Linked DNA regions of Homo sapiens: region 2 is linked to region 1. A link is a loop called in an ENCODE intact Hi-C map of the cell type or tissue named here. Cell type or tissue: heart left ventricle. All regions are shown on one strand. Links, peaks and the distances in the headings refer to the core of each region. The heading gives the core; the rest is flanking DNA. Region 1 overlaps ITGA1 (integrin subunit alpha 1). Region 2 overlaps ITGA1 (integrin subunit alpha 1).

What was found. Hi-C counts contacts between places; a loop is a spot of excess contacts. Peaks named below come from ENCODE experiments on the same cell type or tissue, not always from the same donor. Only the 100,000 strongest peaks of a DNase experiment are listed, where the experiment ranks them.
Region 2: it touches region 1 in a loop (4-fold over the local background); 1 of 110 quality-filtered maps calls a loop at or near these places.

Annotation. Positions count from the first base shown.
Region 1 is chr5:52,890,551-52,895,939 of GRCh38, forward strand. ITGA1 (integrin subunit alpha 1) reads left to right here. Exons shown (of 29, transcript NM_181501.2): 9 at 3,125-3,290. Among named protein-coding and RNA genes, the nearest start is that of PELO-AS1, 92 kb to the left of the region's middle. In heart left ventricle, for the core only: no CTCF peak of the experiment used is centred there; no DNase peak of the experiment used is centred there; H3K27ac peaks cover 2,686 bases.
Region 2 is chr5:52,939,208-52,944,596 of GRCh38, forward strand. ITGA1 (integrin subunit alpha 1) reads left to right here. Exons shown (of 29, transcript NM_181501.2): 25 at 383-484; 26 at 633-737. The region is part of intron 3 of ITGA2-AS1 (ITGA2 antisense RNA 1); the gene reads right to left. Among named protein-coding and RNA genes, the nearest start is that of ITGA2, 47 kb to the right of the region's middle. In heart left ventricle, for the core only: no CTCF peak of the experiment used is centred there; no DNase peak of the experiment used is centred there.

The DNA of each region.
Region 1 (5,389 bases), core at 64-5,063:
AGAAAGTTTCCTGTGCTTTCTTTTTTAAAATGTATCTTTAATTTTTATGGATACACGATAGCTGTACATATTTACCTGGTACATGTGATATTTTGATACAGGCATACAGTGGCTAATGATCAAATCTGGGCAATTGGAATATCCATCACCTCAGACACTTATCATTTCTTTGTGTTGGGAATATTCCAAATCTTCTCCTGTAGCTATTTTGAAATATACAATATGTTTACTGTAGTTGTCCTATAGTGCTACTGAACACTAGCTCTTATTCCTTCCATCTAATTATAGTTTTAAATCCATTAACTAACCCCTCTTCATCCCTGCTCTTCCCCACTACTCTTTCCAGCCTTTGATAACCACCATTCTATTCAGTATGTCTATGAGATCCACATTTTCAGCTCACACATTTGAGTGAGAACGTAGTGATATTTGTCCTTCAGTGCTTGGCTTATTTCATTTAATATAATGTTCTTCAGTTCCATCCATGTTGCTGGAAATGACAAAGTTTTGTTCTTTTTAATGGATAAATAATATTCTGTTGTGAAGATATACCATGTTTTTTTAAATCCATTCATCCATTGATCCATACTTAAGGTTAATTCTATATCTTGTCTATTGTAAACAGTGCTGCAATAAACAGGGGAGTGCAGATATTTCTTCAATATACTATTTCCTTTCTTTGGGATATATACCCAGCAATGTTTTTTTTTTCTTTTTTTTTTTTCATTTTAAATACACACCTCCTGTAGTAACCACTGATGTGACATACCACCATAGCTCACTTAGATTGCCAATTCTTGAATTTCAAATAAATAAAACTGTATAGTATGTACTGTGTGTTTAGCTTTTCACTCAACATAATTATTGCTTGTGATATTTTGTGTACTGGGGATTCATTTTTTGTTATTGTTATCTATTTTATAGACCACAATTTGTACTCTACTGTTTATAGACATTTTGCTTGTGTCCAGTTTGAGTTATTGTTATAAATGTATCATGAACACTAAAAAAAAAAAAAAAAAAAAACCAAAGTGATAATCTTCAGGTAACACTTGCAACTATGGTAAAAACTAATTTTTTTATTTATTACAGAAGTGATTTTTTATTATAAAGTTTTAAAAAAAATATTGAAGCAAATATAAGGAAACACCTAGTGTCCTAATATACAGAAATACAAAATAATATATTATGATACACATTTTTTCACATTTTTTATGCCCATGTACTTATGTGATTTAAAAAATAGAATTAGGTCATATCTACATATTGGGGATTTTTAAATTTTTTTGCATGTTAAATTTTACATATTGTTTTAAAAATGTTTTCATTATCTTGAACATTTTTATATTAAAAACAGTTTTAACATAAAAAATTTTTACATTAAAAACTAATTTTTTTAGGCAGAAAAAGTACAAACCTCAACAAAGCTAATTAGTTGGACTTCATCAAAATGTAAAACTTCTACTCTTCAGATGACACTGTTGAGAATATGAAAAGACAATCTACAGACGGGAAGAAAACATCTGCAAAACACATAAAGGACTTGCATCCAGACTATATACAGAACTCTTACAACACATTTAAGGGAAAATAAACATCTCGTTTTCTTTTAATGGGAAAAAGATTTGAACAGACACTAACTACACCGAGGAAGAAATACTATAGCAAATAATTGTATGAAAGAGTCTCAACATCATTAGTCATTAGAGAAATGCAAATTAAATAAGACACCACTATACGCTAACACAATTGCTAAAACTAACAAGTGAACAAAAAAAACTGACAATAACAAGTATTGACACGCATGCAAAGCAGCTGGATCTCTTAGACATTTCTGATGGGAATAGTAAAATGGCAAAATGGGACGATTACTGTGGAAAGCAGTTTGGCAGTTTCTTAAAAAGTTAATCATTCACTTATTGTATGACCCAGCACTTTCATTTCTAGTTATTTACTCAAGAGAAAAGAAAATATATGTCTATTACAGAGACCTACATGTGAATATTTACAGCAGCATTATTCATAATATGTTGAAGCTGCAAACAACTCAAATGTTCTCATTAAGTAAATTGTGGTGCATCCATACAATGGAATGCTACTCTGCAATAGAAAGGACCCAACTACTGCTACATGCAGCAACACGGATGACTCTGAAAAGCATTGTACAAAGTCACAGAAGCCAGACACAAATGGCTACATACTATATGATTCCTTAAATCTGACATTCTGGAAAAATCAAAGCTATAAGGACAGATTATTTATCGGTGGTTGCCAGGGTTGAACGAGGGGAGGAAGGGATTGACTATAGGGGCAGGAGGGAACTTTTTGGGGTGATGTAAATATTCTACACCTTGATGTGGCAGTAACACAACTATATTGGTTTGTCACACTCATAGAATTGTACATCTAAACAGGGTGAATTTTACTGTATATAATTTATTGCAATAAACCTTACCTTAAAAAAAAACTAAATGTTTGAGAAAACCTGCTTGGACATCTAAATAATTATAGTTAACAATCATATATAACTCCTGCTTCTCTCTCCTCTTCATAAAAAAGAATGCCCCTGTCTCCAGCATTTGGTTTCAAACAAGAATATCTCAATTGTTTATTTTCCAGATTGCCAATTTAGATTACCACTTAGTCCAGTATGTGTTTAAAATATATATGTGCTGGACTGTGCCTTGGTAATAGTTTCAGGAAGAATTGCTCATTCAAAAGCAGGCAACTCACTTGCTGATTGCCTTTGCCAGCAGATAATGACATCACTAGCTGGAATAATATCAAAGACATTCAGAAACTATGAATATAACATTACTTTTGAACTGTCAGATTTTAAAAATACAGCTGTTAGTAACAGGGACACAGAGTACAAGAGGAGAAATTTTCACAGACATACAAAATTGCCCTTTATATTTTTCTACACCAATTGTGGTGTTTATATAACAGTTAATATTAGGGAGTCTACAAATTTTGAAAATCACTCTTCCATAAATATGAAAGTACATAAAAATTCCATTATGCTAAGGTACTCTACACTGTTGTTTACTGACAAAATGCTTGAGATCCTTTATTTAACACATAGAATTTAAAATATATTCTTGCTGTTTCTGTTGTGTCTTAGATTCTTGGCAGCTATAACCGAGGAAATTTAAGCACTGAAAAATTTGTGGAGGAAATAAAATCAATTGCAAGTGAACCCACTGAAAAGCATTTCTTCAATGTCTCTGATGAATTGGCTCTAGTCACCATTGTTAAAACTCTGGGAGAAAGAATATTTGCCCTGGAAGGTATGTCTATTTATCTTATTGCTGCATGTTCTCTCTGCAATTCAAAATCAGTATAATGGGATTTTTGTATTTATTCCTAATACATCAGTAATACTTTTTTTTTTTTTTTACTGTGTACAATATCTAGCATGGAACAATGCTCTTTTATATAAATCTGCCATTAAGATGGCTGTTTCTCACAACACTGTGTCTGCTAGAGACTCTCTTTGTAAGGGCATGGTAGGGCAGTGCTGATGGGACAGCCGATGAAGACAATGGTCAATGTAGATGTGCCAGGACAAAAATGTTTCCATGTGCTTTGTTCCTTTTCTGTTACATAGATTTGGAAAATGAGGGTACTACCTCTGGTTTGGGTTTTTTTTGTTTGTTTGTTTCTTCATTTCATATTGAGCTACTACAAGAGTGCTCTTATGCAATAACTTCTTTGTTCACTTATTTTCTCTGTATTTTGCTCCTTGCCCATTTTAAAGGTCTTCATGGAAATTTGCCTTAAAATCCATGGCAATGAAACATTGGTTCACTGTATTTGTCTAAATCATGTTACTTCTTTGCAGATTTTTCCTTGAGTTTTCAATGGTGACTGGCTGTTGAGGATAACGAGTTATGGCATTCCCTATTCTGCCTTAGGTAGAGGATGTCAAGTAGCTAATTACTTTGGAACTCGATCTTTCCTAAAAAACAAAAAAAAAAAGTCTTCAGAATTGTTATGCCAGGCAAACTGGCAAAGCTTCTTTCTTCACATTCTTTGATGATCTCTAGTCTCAGGGAACATGCGCCTTTTCTCCAACTAGGGAGAGAAACCACCAGAGAATTCTTTTCCCCTTAGGCTACATCCAAATCCAGTTGACCCTGTCCTTGTGAGGACACACTGAAAGACTGTTGTTTCTACATCTTAACAATAGAAATTTAAAAGCACTTTCTCAGTTTCCCTGATTTGATTGATAATAGGAAACAGAAAGACAAAATGGGAATGAGACACAACTGAAAAAAAGTAGACCATTTTGATTGAGCGTCAAGGGGCTGGGAAAATGCAGAAAAATTAGAATATGAAAATGTACAGAAAGGAAAGATAATTATTTAGAGTTATGGCTTTCAAACTTTTTTTGAGTGTGACTCACGATAATAACTACATTTTGCTTTTTGACCCAGTGCACATAAATATATACATATAAAAATAAGGCAAAGTTTCACAAGATAATTCTTATTACATGTGATGCACTGTGATGGTTTCTCATCAATTCCATTCTACCCTAATCTCTTTCAATGAAAAAAAAATGCTGGCTATACTCAGTCTGTTGATTTCATGACTGGGTCACAATCCGTACTTAGAACATTTGATTTAGAGGTGATAGGAATCTACAGGCCAGCCAGACTGAATTTCTGTGCCTCCCTTTTCCCCTGGCCTCTTTCCCCTGTGCCTTTAGAAACAGAACACTCTAATTGTTTATGAGTCTGGAGTCCCAGCTGCTTCTGAAGAACTCAGCTGTCTTGTGCTCTGTGTACAAGTCATTTTTAAGTGGCTTTGGTCTCTCAACAGCTCTCCCGGTGTCATTTACCAATAAACCAGATTATGAGCTTGGCTGGCCTTAAGGAAAATACATAAGGTCTTCCAACTAATTGTGTACTTTTAATTTTTAATAACATGGGCTAAGATATGATAGAAACAATCTGTAAAAATAATTTAAAAGAAAAGTTACATAGTTACATTTGATAGTTCAACAGAATACAGTGTCATTTCTAAATCTCCTTTTAAGTAAGCAAGTAACCTAAAACTGGCAAAAATGAAGCCCACTTCAGCTAGGGGAGGGGGAGATCAATTGCCTGAAATGACATTTCAGATTATTTCTAACCTAACTACACCATGGATTAAAGGTGACAGGTTGAAGAGCCCAAACACTCCAAGAAGTCTCTATATTTAAATATGACATCATTTTATAAGGAACTTTACAGATTACAAATGTCTTCTATATCATCTTTGTTGCTACACTACACCAAAAGCAGTGTTTTGACTAGACTATTTCTTATTTTTTTCATGAGATATTTAAAAAGGCTTTATTTCTTTGTTGCTCGGGAAATCTCCATTTCCTGTCAACATGTAT
Region 2 (5,389 bases), core at 255-5,254, 49 kb after region 1:
TTTTGTTTTTATCAGTAGAATTTAAATGCTTTTCTCTCTCTGTAGTATAGAATTTATAAGCTTATCTTTGATTAAGGTAATAATGAATGTATTAATCACGTAATAGTAAGTTCTATTAGCATTCTTTCTTTTCCATTACAACCTCACTAGTTTCCATTACAATTCAAAAGTAGCATGGTAAGAGTACATATTATCTTGGGGTGGATATATATGTATGTATGGCTGGTGCATAACAACCTTTCCCATACAGCACACTTACAAAGATGGATCTCTAATATATGGCAATGGCTGTCATTCACAGATTCTTTACACTACTGCAGCAAGTCATGTTTTTCCTCTGATATCTGGCATTGTCTGATAAATGTAATATTTTCATTTCTAGAATGCAAACTGCAGACCCCATATCTTTGAGGATCCTTTCAGTATCAACTCTGGAAAGAAAATGACTACATCAACTGACCATCTCAAACGAGGCACAATTCTGGTAAATTAAGACAAGTGCTATTTTTACCTTTTGCTTTCCAAATGAATAAAATTGATATCAATCTAGAAATAACCATCTGAAGAATTTAAATATAGATATTTGATAAAACGGCAAGAATACTGATATGTATCTCTGGACATTTAAACAGGACTGCAATACATGTAAATTTGCTACCATCACATGTAATCTCACTTCTTCTGACATCAGCCAAGTCAATGTTTCGCTTATCTTGTGGAAACCAACTTTTATAAAAGTAAGTAAATACATAGTTCTATGCACTTATTGAATAATATCAATAAATATTCATTTACCACTTAGAATATGCAAGGCACTGTGCTGCTTTTGGAAAGAATGTGCGACTGGAAGTATAAGAGGATGTGACCAAGCCCCAGCTCTACTTAACCAGCTATGTGTGTCTCATCTTCCTTGTCTGTTAAGAACTAAGATATTACCAAGGTCCCCTCTGGAGAGATATACTTTTTTCAATCTCTCTTATCCTTTTTCTTTGTACTTTAAGAGATAAATACCTTTCCAGTACCAAAGCTTGCACTTATCTTAATACTTTGGAACTCAGTTAATGTACAGAGTATAATAAAGTGGCAACCCTTGACCCCAGTAACAAAGGAAAGAGCTAACATATACCATAGACTTACTGTGTTTTATCAGACTGTTATTATATGTATAATTTTATAATATATAGGTATATATGAAGCCTTTTTTCTTTTTTTTTTTTTTGAGACGGAGTGTCTCTCTGTCGCCCAGGCTGGAGTGCAGTGGCACGATCTCAGCTCACTGCAAGCTCCACCTCCCGGGTTCACGCCATTCTCCTGCCTCAGCCTCCCGAGTAGCTGGGACTACAGGCGCCCACCACCACGCCCGGCTAATTTTTTTTTGTATTTTAGTAGAGACTATGAAGACATTTTTAACCCCTTATAAAGCCAAATCTGTCTGACAATAAGCTACTTTAAAACTTTTTATTGTATTTTGTATTATTTATTTCTCAGGAAGTATTTAGTTGAACATATGACTTTGCCATTTTTGAATTTGATTATAGTAAGTTGCTATTTTTATGTCATTAACTGTTAATATTGGCAATTTCATTTTTTAAATTTCAACTTTAATTTTAGATACAGGGAGTATACATGCACGAGTTTGTTACATGGGTATATTTGCAGGATATTGAGGTTTAGGGTACAGATTCCATCGCTCAGGTAGTGGGCATAATACCCAATAGGTAGTTTGTCAGCTCCTCCAAGTAGTCCATGGTGTCTACTGTTCCCATCTTTATATCCATGAGTACCCAAGGCTTAACTCTCACTTATACGTGAGAACATGTGGTATTTGGTTTTCTGTTCCTGTGGAATTTGCTTAGGATTATGGCCTCCATCTGCATGTATGTTGCTGCAAAGGACATGATTTTGTTCTTTTTTATGGCTGTGCAGTGTTCCATGGTGTATATGTACATATTTTCTTTATCCAGGCCACTGTTGATGGGCACCTATGTTAATTCCATGTCTTTGCTGTTGTGAATAGCACTGCAATGAAGATATGACCGCACGTGTCTTTTTGGTAAACAGTTTCTTTCGGGTATATACACCCAGTAATGGGATTGCTGGGTTGAATGGTAGTTCTGTTTTAAGTTGTTTGAGAAATCTCCAAACTGCTTTCCACTGGCTGAACTAATTTACATCCCCACCAACAGTGTATAAGCTTTTCCTTTTCTCTGCTGCCTCACCATTTTCTGTTATTTTTTGACTTCTTAATAATAGCCATTCTGACTGGAGTGAGATGGTACCTACCTCATTTTGGCTTTTATTTGCATTTCTGTAATGATTAGTGATAATGAGAGTTTTTTCATATGTTTGTTGGTCACCTGTATGTCATGTTTTAAGGAGTCTATTCATGTCCTTCGCCCATTATTTAATGTGGTTATTTGTTGATTGATTGCTTGCTGAGTTGTTCAAGTTCCTTATTCTGGATATTAGACCTTTGTCAGATGCATAGTTTGCAATTATTTTCTCCCATTCTGTAGGTTGTCTGTTTACTCTATTGATAATGTCTTTTGTTGTGCAGAAGCTCTTTAGTTTAATTAGATCCCACTTGTCAATTTTTGTTTTTGTTGCAATTGCTTTTAGAGACTTAGCCAAAAATTATTTGCCAAGACCAATGTCAGAGAGGGTATTTCCTAGGTTTTCTTATAATATTTTTATAGTTAAAGGTCTTATATTTAAATCTTTAATTTGTCTTGGTTAGTTTTTATATATGGGGAAAGTTAGGGGTCCAGTTTCATTCTTCTGCATATGGCTAGCCAGTTATCCCAACACCATTTTTTGACTAGGGATTCCTTTCCCCATTGCTTGTTTTTGTTGGCTTTATCAAAGATCAGACGGCTGTAGGTATGTGGCTTTATTTCTGAATTCTCTATTCTGTTTCACTGGTCCATGTGGCTCTTCTGTACCAGTATCATACTGTTTTGATTACCGTAGCCTTATAGTAGAGTTCGAAGTCAGGCAGTGTGATGGGTCTGGCTTTGTTCTTTTTACTTAGGATTGCTTTGGCTACCTGAGCTCTTTTTTTAGATCCACATGAATTTTAGAATAGTTTTTTCTAATTCTGTGAAAAATGATGTTGGTACTTTAAGAGCAACAGTGTTAAATCTATACATTGCTTTGGGCAGTATGGCCATTTAATGATATTAAATGAAAGGTTTTTTCTTTTATTTGTCTCATCTCTGATTTCTTTCAGCAGTGTTTTTTAGGTCTCCTTTTAGAGATCTCTTACCTCCTTGGTTAGCTGTATTCCTGGATATTTCAGTGTTTTTTGTAGCTTCTGTAAATGGAGTTTTTTTTTTTTTTTTGAGACGGAGTCTCGCTCTGTCGCCCAGGCTGGAGTCCAGTGGCGCGACCTTGGCTCACTGCAAGCTCCGCCTCCCGGGTTCACGCCATTCTCTTGACTCAGCCTCCTGAGCAGCTGGGACTACAGGCACCCACCACCATGCCCGGCTAATTTTTTTTTTTTTTTTTGTATTTTTAGTAGAGATGGGGTTTCACTGTGTTAGCCAGGATGGTCTCGATCTCCTGACCTCATGATCTGCCCACCTCAGCCTCCCAAAGTGCTGGGATTACAGGCGTGAGCCACCGCACCCAGCCCTGAGTTGTGTTGTTTATTTGACTCTCACCTTGAACATTATTGGTGTATAGAAATGCTACTAATTTTTGTACCCCTATTTTATATTCTGAAACTTTACTAAAGTCATTTATGAATTCTAGGAGTTTTTTGGCAGAGTCTTAAGGGTTTTCTAGGTATAGGATCATATTACCAGTGGAAAAAAGATAGCTTGACTTCTTCTATTCCTATTTGGATGTCTTTATTTCTTTATCTTGCCTTATTGCTCTGGCTAGGACTTAGAGTACTAGGTTGAATAGGAGTGGTAAGAGTGGGCATCCTTGTCTTATTCCAGTTCCCCAGGGGAATGGTTCCAGCTTTTGCCCATTCAGTATGATATTGGCTAGGATTAGTTACAGATGACTCTTATTATTTGGAGGTATGTTTCTTTGATGCCTGTCTCTACCTAGAGTTCTTGTGCTGATTCTTTCTCATCTTGGGGGACTGATGTTCTTCAACTGTGGTGTAAGTTGAGTGTAGTCATTTGGGTTTGTTTCTGGATGCTTTCAGAGGGCCAAGTCTCTGTACAGGATCTTTATTTGTGGGTGTATGCTCACAGGAGTGTTTATTAGCAAAGTAATTTTTGGTGTTGTTGTTTGAGCTGTGATCCAGTAGAGGGCAATTAAGGGTAATGGGCAGTAGATAGGCTCTTAGTCTTGCCACTCTTGTATTTGCTCATGTTTGCAGGGGTGCTCTGCAGTGGGTAGGGAGAGGCCTCCTCCAATCACTGGCACTGTACCCATGTTTCTTTTGTTAGGTGTTCTGGGCCACAGGCTCTCTCGGGCAGAGGCCATGGCAGGTAGATAGGTGACACCTTTTCCGAACCAGCCCTGTGGAGGGAGTCATGCCCTACTCCAGTGCTGGCCCACGCTGGCCCACGAATCCATGTTTGTTACCCATCTCAGTGCTCTGAGATGGGGGCTCCTCCCCTACTTGAGTGCCAGCCATAGATCTCAGCTTGGTACTCCTGAGACGGACATGCCATCTCTGGGTCTCCAGGACACCCCGCAGCTCAGAGTCAGGCTCTGGTTGCTTTGGAGGATCCAAAGTCCTCCCAGGTCACAGGGAAAGTACTCAGGTGGGGCGCAGCACCCAGGCTGGGCGGCAGAGACTGCGCTGTGCACATGCTCCTGTGGGGCAGTTAGGCAGGGACTCTGGGAGGGTCTGGCAGGCGGGAGAGGCTGCAGAACAGACATGCCCCAGTCCCATGGGGAATGCCTGCTTTCTCCTGGCTTGTGGTCACCTGGGGCTAGAGCCTCTCTGAAGGAGATGGGGAGTCCGAGGGGATGGGCACCTATGTCTGTGCTCTGCTCACAAAAGCTCCTGGGCTCCATGCTAGCTGAAGCCCTGTCTCTACCTGCTCCCTGGGAAAATCCACCTGCCAGCTCACACATCCATTGGAGATGTTGGGTACTCTGTAGCTTAGATCCCAGATGTCTGTGGCAAGAGTGAGCTGTCCCTCAGTCCCCTCCCTCACCCCTTCTCCAGGAGCCATTTAGGGCCAGGAAGTAGCCCAAGCATTCAGGTACCCTACGCAGGGTTCCCAGCTTCTCCCTCTTCAGCCTCAGCATCTGTGTTGCCTCTCCACACACTTGCGGTGTTTTCTCCCTAGAGATCAGATCTGCCCAAATTATATTATTTACTTGATAATTTGGGATCTCTTAGTGGGAGAGATGGCTGTGTCTAGTTAGCCATCTTGTCCCCCTAGATCATCAATTTCATTTTTAATCCTAAATAAGT